Linked DNA regions of Homo sapiens: region 1 is linked to region 2. The links are chromatin contacts, found by Hi-C in ENCODE. All regions are on one chromosome and are shown on one strand. Each heading gives the region's core, a stretch centred on a gene start or an enhancer-like site at or near the end of the contact. The rest is flanking DNA. Distances are from core to core; before and after follow the strand shown. Region 1 holds the start of CLASP2 (cytoplasmic linker associated protein 2). Region 2 holds the start of CCR4 (C-C motif chemokine receptor 4).

Region 1 (4,240 bases), core at 404-2,903, 770 kb before region 2:
GCAGAGAGAGTGAATTTGGCCTTTCTCCACACTTGTGTTCTGTTCAGGCCTCAACGAATTGGATGATGTCCACTGACATTGGGAAGGGCCATCTGCTTTACTCAGCTCACCAATTCAAATGATAATCTCTTCCATAAACTCTCTCACAGACACACTCAGAAATAATGTTTTGCCAGCTATTTGGGCATCTCTTGCCCCAGTCAAGTTGACACATAAAATTAACCATCACACATAGTTTACTTGATTGAGGCATAGTCTGAGGGAAATTACAACCAATTAAAGATGGAAGAAACTTTACAAACTCAATACAATGTGAAACACAGAAATACTGAAAAAAGAACACAGAAAACAGTCAATTTCTTTGAATTTTGAGTTTGTTTATTCTTAGTTATTGTGAATATTTCAAATATCAATTTTTGTTGAATTCATTCACTCATTTAACTTAAATTGGCCACCCATTATTTGCTAGGCACCACCCTAGGAAAACACAAAGGTTCCTGGAGCTTTCTGTGTATTAGAAGAGAAAGATATTACATAAATAATCATTTTGTTGTGATTGGGAATAATTGTCAAGAAGATAAACACAGTGTGCTTTTGGAATGTATTAGACAACTTTACCCCCACCAGAATGGCTAAAACTAATAACCCTGACCATATCAAATATTGTGGAGCAACTGGAACTCTCAAGCATTGCTGGTGGGGATTTAATATGATCCAGTCACTTTGGTAAACAATTTGGCAGGTTCTTCTAAAGTTAAACATACAACTTACAAGACCTAGTAATGCCAGTCCTTGGTATTTATTTACCCATGAGAGAAGAAAATATATCCACACAAAAACTTGTGCACTAACCGTTGTAGCAGCTTTATTCATAATTATAAAAAATAGGAAACAACCCAAATATCTACCAACAAGTGAATGGATCGACAAATGGTAGTGATTCCACAGAATGGAAAGCAATAAAAAGGAATGGACTTCTGAGACACCAACAGCGCTGGATGGACCCCAAACGTTATGCTAAAAGAAACCAGACTCCAAAGAAGCACAGACTGTATGAAGTTCAGGAACAGGGAAAACTATGTTACCATGCTAGAAATCAAATTAGAATTGCCTAGGGAAGAGCAGATAATTGGGAAGTGTCCTGGGACTTCCTGGGGTGTTGGAAACGTGCTGTACCCTCACTGGGGTGGCGGTTCCACGGGTGAATACATTTGCCGAAACTCATGAAGTGTACGCTGAAAATCTGTGCGTTTTACTTTAGGCAAACCTAAGTTTTGTTTTGTTTTGTTTTTTTAAGTATTACACAGTGACTGTGGTGGTGGCTGGAAGCAGAAGTCAGGAGTGTATTCTTTTTTTTTTTTTTTTTTAAACCGGCAGTGGGGGCGGGAAAGGGGGATGCCAAGTACTTTCCTAAGTGTTGAATACAAGTGGAGGCAAACTTGGAAACGTTCCACATTTCACAGGGCGAGGGCAGGGTGCCCTGACAGCGGCTAGCAAAGAACGGCCCGCCTCCCAGGGGGCTCGGCCCAACTCGGACCCCAAGTCTCCCTAGAGGTCCTATCGCTCCCAGCGGTTTCCGCAGCCACCTCCACCACCTCCGCAGCAAAACGCTAGCCGGACTGGAGGGCCCTCGCCGGCGTCGTGCTGACGTCACGCGCGTGCTGACGTCGCCCGCGGCCGCGGCCTCTGAAGCGGGCTGGGGATCGGGGGGCGCCGAGTTTGACTAGTTTGGGGGCGGCTGGGCGCTTGGCGTTCCTCCCGCCGCCCGCTGCGCCCCGCAAGCCGCGCCCCTGGCGGGCTAAGTGAGTCCCGCCCGCTCCCGCGGGGACCCGCACTGGAGGCTGGGCGGCTCTCGGCGAAAGTTGGCCGCTCACAGACTGGCAGGCGGGCGGGCGGCCGCAGCCATGGAGCCCCGCAGCATGGAGTACTTCTGCGCCCAGGTGCAGCAGAAGGACGTCGGCGGCCGGCTGCAGGTCGGCCAGGAGCTCCTGCTCTACCTTGGCGCCCCCGGCGCCATCTCGGACCTGGAGGAGGACCTGGGCCGCCTAGGCAAGACAGTCGACGCGCTCACCGGCTGGGTGGGTTCGAGCAACTACCGGGTAAGCGACGGCGGCGAGGCTGGGCTGGTCACGCCCTCCGCGGCAGCCCTTTAATCCCGGACGCGAGCGCCGGGCCGGGAAAGCTCCCGTCCGAACCACTGCTTAAGAGGGGAAACACACTTTGGGAAGCACAGGCGGGCGGATCACGAGGTCAGGAGTTCGAGACCAGCCTGACCAACATGGTGCAACCCCGTCTCTACTAAAAATACAAAAATTAGCCGGGCGTGGTGGCGGGCGCCTGTAATCCCAGCTACCCAGGAGGCTGAGGCAGGAGAATCGCTTGAATCTAGCAGGCAGAGGTTGCAGTGAGCCGAGATCGAGCCACTGCACTCCAGCCTGGGCGACAGAGTGAGACTCTGTCTCAAAAAAAGTAAAAAATAAATAAAAATAGGGGAAACAGGGGGGTCCCGCGTCCCCACTGGGCAGACCGCCTCTTCGTACGCGAGCCGAGGACTGACTTGTGACCACATTTTTCTACACTTGTGGACAATGACAAATTCAGCGATTCCGTGACACGTTGCGGAGTTACTAGGACACAATGTTGATCACTTATTTTGAAAAAAAAATCAGTGAAAGACTTCGACATTTGTGTTCACCTGTGTAAACACTACCCAGACCAACAGATAGGACATTAGGATACGATTTTAGGTTGATGTGTCTTAGTAGATAGGCTAATGCTGGGGGGGAAAAAGTTACAAAGATGAGGTGCGAGAAAGAATGAGCCTTTCTGAAGAGTTGGTGGTAGGCAGGGTGTAATGTAGCCGCGTTGGGAGGCCAGGTAAATATTTTGTATTTAACTTGCCCCGTAGTCGTTAGTAGTTACTTTTCTTTCTTGTCTTCTGGTGGCAGTGTTGCTTTAAAATGCTGACTGCAGCTTCCCATGGATGAAGTGATTCTTCTTAGTAACATATTCTCATGATCCAGCGAATAGGCTGTACTTTGAAACCTTTTATTCAAAAAGAGAAGAAAGACAAACTCTAGAATTATGACGCAGATTTAATGGTAAAGCCCAGATGAGTTTTGGAAAGGTTAGACTTTTTACAAGGACAATAAAGTTTGAGAGTTACCCACGTCGATGCTTCATTACATACCATCTCTTGATTATTATTTTTAAAACGTTTGGGGAAAAGGTAATTTAATAATATATCATTACCATTTGGGAGATTATTTCTTTGGAAGAAACAAGCTAAATTTACTCTGTAAGAAAGGCATATACATATTCACACTCAAGATAGTTGATTTTATGCTACAGCATAGACTGTTGTAGAAAGACAGCGCTTTGGTAATGTTTGCACCCCTTCCGAAGTTAAGATTGGTGTGCCATCTTCTACACGGGCTGTTGTGAATTGGCTTTGGGCCATTTCACTCCTCAGATGTACCTCAGTGAATGACAGTTGAGCAATCACGCTGATATTCTGTGATACCACAGTATGCTAGTTTTCTGTTATGCCTCTAAGCCCTACTTCTACTCGGTGCTGTGTTTTTAACTGTTCTTTAAGAGTTAGAATCCATCAGGGGTCTCATCCGGGTTCTTTTCTGTTTTCACTACGTATTTTCTCCATGCTCCTCACTAGATAATGTAGCCCAAGACAATTTCAGCAGTCAGAAGAGAACTGCCATAGTCTCCCACCACCTGTCTATACACTTCCTTGTAGCTGTGACCATATAATCTTCCTTTTTCCTTGTTAGAATAGATAAATTGCCTGTTTTCCTCATTTATGCAATTCCCTCCACGAAAGTATTAGATTCCATGCCTTCTTGCTTACTCAAGGACATTGATCCATCAATTCTGCTCTCTTTCCTAAATCACTAGTTCTTCCCTTTCTGTTGAATTCTATAGCATAGAAACTTTTCTGACATTGCTAGGGAAAGGGCATTCTAATTAATCTGTTGCTTTAAGTTTTATAAGCTAAGTTACCCAACTGGGTAATCTTTTTTTTTTTTTTTTTTTTTTTTTTTTACTTAAGATACAATAAAACATACTTAACTGTTTTAAAAAGTGTGTCATAGGAGCTTTTGAACATACAAATAGAATCATACTTCAATTTCAGTTTATACTGAACAAAATACAGTTTTTCTTTGAATTGGTAGTACTTCAGAATCTGAGTGTCTTAACAGTCATTGTGTTAGTAAATTTGAGT
Region 2 (3,881 bases), core at 578-3,077:
GTATATGCTTTCATCGAGGGTGGTGTCTGCTATATCCGTGGGGTTCATTTTTTAACTCTACAGGCTCCTCAAGGCAGGTCTGGGCCCAACCAGAAGCAGCTAATGAGGGGAAGAGCAAAGGAGATTTCTGTGAGAACAAAAATAAACCAAAGTATTGCTAAATGCAGAGCATGGCTGCGTACTGTTTTGCTCCAGGTCTGTATATGCCTTTCCCAAGATGAAGGGCTCGATTACTCACAGGGCCCTGCAGCCAGACGAAATAATTTTGGGCTTTGGAGGCAGAAAGATTTGTTTCAGATTCCAGCTTGGGCACTCACTAATTTTCTTACCTCTCTGCCAGGAGCTTCAGTTCTCTCATTTGTAAGTGAGGATCGTAAAACCCCCTTTCAAGCAGGTGTTCTTTGAGGATGTGTTTCAAAAAGATATTTCATAGTCTGGGGTTACTGAAATCACTTTCAGGGATGACAAAATCAGTTGAACAATTCTCAATTGGGTGTATTTTATATGATCATGATCATCATCAAACTGCACGTAAAAATCAATTCTACGCACAGAATCCTATTAGAGTGGGAATTCACCTGATGGATCTAGAAAACACACATCACAGCCAGAAATAAAACCTCTACCTCCCCAACCACCTTCACTTCCTATCTAAATTGGCAGATAAAGAGGTTGAAATCTTCTTAAAATTAATCACATGCTGACATGTGTATCAGAGCAATTCAGGGCTGAAGGGCTTTCCGACTCAAGGCCACTCCCTTGCTTCCTTCTTGAGGCTTTTGTGGGACCCTCACATTCCTTGTTAAAATCCTTTTCACATTCGTCAGTAAATTCACATTCGATCTCTCCCCACACCCCCACCACCACACACCCAATGCCCAAACTGTGTTTCTCAAGAAAGGGCTTTTGAAGCCAGGTGTGCAGTGGCCCACGCCTATAATCCCAGCACGTCGGGAGGCCGAGGAGGGAGGATCACTTGAGCCAAGGAGCTCCATGCCAGCGTGAGCAACATAAGGAGACCCTGTCTCTACAAAAAATTGTTTTAAAAGTTAGCTGGGTGTGGTGGTACGTGCTGATAGTACCAGCTACTCAGGAGGCTGAGGCAGGAGGATCCCTTGAGCCCAGGAGTTCAAGGCGCAGTGAGCTATGATGGCACCATTGCACTTCAACCTGGGCAGCAGAGTGAAATCCTGTCTCAAAAAAAATAAAAAATAAAAAGGAAAGAAAAGAAAAAGAAAAAAAGAAAGAAAAAAGATTTTGGTTTACTCATGCAAATAGATACTGAACACCTGTTACATCACAGAGTCTCCAAAAAAGTTTGTTGAATGACTAACAATTCTAGTCTTTCTCCACCATTTTACCAGTGAAAATGAAAGGCATAAACAAGGCTGAGGAGTTAGGAAATTATCAGGAGAACAAAAAGCCAGGAGACACAGCTGGTAAGTGTCTGGAATTATTCTGTAGGCCTTGCGTGTGTGGTATTTCTTGCCTGGGAGTCTTGCTAGAAGCAAGAAGCAGACAAGTGTATATTTTTTATGAAAATGATCTATTTATTTGGGGCATGTGGACTCAGGCCAGATGTGTGCAGGAAGAGAGTCCTGCATAAATTAGTGCCCATCAGATGAGGGCTCAGAGGGTGTGGGGACAGGTAGAAGGTGTGTGGGCTGCAAGGTAGGTGCCAAGTGTAAGCCCTAGACTCGTGAGGGGCCTGAGCATCTCAGCCAGGTCCAGAAAGCAGTGTGCGACCCAAGACCCTGGGAATGTCCCCGTCCCTGCTTACCTTGCTTTTCTGAAAGCGGCTCTGAGGAAGGTCTGTGAGGCAATGCCAGGCTTGCTCAGGAAGCACGATGCTAAGAAGGACCCGGTGCCTTTCAAGGGTGCGTGGCTTCCTGTGAGCACGAGTTATCTCCCTCACCCAACTGTACTAAGTTCAAGTGGGGTTTTTTGATAGAAGTAGGAAGCAGAAAATGATTCTTAGTCATTTCCCAAGACCGAAGGCCAAGAAGATGTGCCAAAAAAAGATTAAGAAAAAAAATGAAGTCATTTTCTTTTTAAAAAAGATTTTTAGTTTTTTTAAAAATACAAAAATGTATTTGTTGGTTTTTAAAAAAGAGATTTTTTTAAAGAAACAGGGTCTCACTCTGTCACCCAGACTGGTGTTCAGTGGTGCAATCATAGCTCACCGTAACCTTGAACTCCTGGGCTCAAGTGATCCTCCTGCCTTAGTCTCCCAAGTAGCTGAGACTAGAGGTGCAAGCCACCATGACTGACTAATTTTAATTTTTGGGGAGATAGGGGTCTTGCTATATTGCCCAGGCTCATCTTGAACTACTGGCCTCAAGCAATCCTCCCACCTCAGCTTCCTAAAGCACTGGGATTACAGGAATCAGCCACTCCTTTTTCGCTTTTTAGTTTAAAAAAAAAAATTCCATTTAACTGGCCATATGCGGTAGCAATGATCTCTACATTTTGGATCAGCAACCTGTTTGCTAGTTTCTCATCATGGATATGCAGGGGCCAGCAATCAAGATGTGCAATGTTCTCCTGACAACTGGGATCTGAGAGGCCAGGGTGAGAAGGAAGGCCAGAGATAGTCAAGAAAAAGGATATTCAAGAAGAGAGAAGAGAAAAATTTGTCCAAATGTATGTGTCTGTGAGTGACTTGGAAGGCATCAGCCAACCACATTCTTTGATTCAATAGTTGACATGGCCTCAAACCAGTGTGAAGTGGCCTGGCAACATAGCTTCAAGTCCTTTTGAGTCAGGAAGACCCCTCACCCAAGCGCCTTCTGCTTGGGGATTGCGGAGCTTCATTGGCAGTGGTCTTGGCTGAGGTCTTGATCTTCACTTTGGATGTGGGTAGCAGTCATAAGCGAGGGGCTGACATGAGCCCTAAGTCTCTCATAGCCTCAGCTTTTTGGCAACTTCCAGATGCTTTCCCTGTGTTTCAACTGTTGCTTAGCTCTTTGATTCAGCTTAAAAGAGCCATAAAGATCATTCTTTCTAAGGAATTGGCATAAATAGAAATTAAAACACTGAGCTAGAATGGTGTTAGGGAACCCCTTCTTTTTTTTCATTATCACTTGCCCCAAGGAGTCTTTTGAGACTTTTTTTCCTAACACTCCCTCATAAAATTTTAATGCTACAAACATACCATATATCTATTTATACAGTGTATGTATATCTGTGCTTTATACATAAAATGAGTATGAAATTTTTCTCCCTCCAAGAGCCAAGTTTTATCTTGGGGGCAATATTGCCTCTACTGAGAATGCACGAGTTAGAGTAGAGAGTAGAGGCACTCAACTCAGGCTCCTTGCCTCCTTGAGGCATACAGCAATATCTGGAGACATTTTAGCTTGGGGTGGGAGGGAGTTACTACTGGCTTTTTTTTTTTTTTTTTGAGAAGGAGTCTTGCTCTGTCACCAGGCTGGAGTGCAGTGGCATGATCTCAGCTCACTGCAACCTCCGCCTCCCGGGTTCAAGCAACTCCCCTGCCTCAGCCTCCCAAGTAGCTGGGACTACAGGCACGCGCCACCATGTCCGGCTAATTTTTTGTATTTCAGTAGAGACGGGGTTTCACCATGTTGGCCAGGATGGTCTTGAACTCCTGACCTCAGGTGATCTGCCTGCCTCAGCCTCCCAAAGTGCTGGGATTATAGGCATGAGCCACCGCACCCAGCCTGCTACTGGTTTCTAATGGGTAGAGTCCAGGAATGCTGCTAAAGTCCTACAATGCACAGGACAGCCCACCACAGCAAAGAGTTGTCTGACCAAGAAGATCAATGGTGCTGAGGTTGAGAAATCCTGAGCTAGAGCAATGAGCTAGAGCAATGTTCCCCAGAGTATAAACTGTGGAACCAGATTCATGGATAGCCTGC

The links. A loop is a pair of places that touch in the nucleus more often than their neighbours do. Pooled maps may share reads with other maps.
Region 1: a map of endothelial cell of umbilical vein shows a loop between it and region 2 (7-fold over the local background). The contact joins the promoter of CLASP2 here to the promoter of CCR4 in region 2. A Hi-C loop is called at or near these places in 2 of 168 maps with a recorded cell type or tissue (endothelial cell of umbilical vein and naive thymus-derived CD4-positive, alpha-beta T cell) and 13 of 50 pooled maps.

Annotation. Positions count from the first base shown.
Region 1 is chr3:33,715,667-33,719,906 of GRCh38, reverse strand. CLASP2 (cytoplasmic linker associated protein 2) reads left to right here and starts at 1,653. Exons shown (of 39, transcript NM_001365631.1): 1 at 1,653-2,099. The coding sequence starts at 1,905. RefSeq lists an enhancer at 1,292-1,381 and a silencer at 1,582-1,921.
Region 2 is chr3:32,949,590-32,953,470 of GRCh38, reverse strand. It overlaps CCR4 (C-C motif chemokine receptor 4), which reads right to left and starts at 1,827. Exons shown (of 2, transcript NM_005508.5): 1 at 1,781-1,827; 2 at 1-99. The coding sequence starts at 48.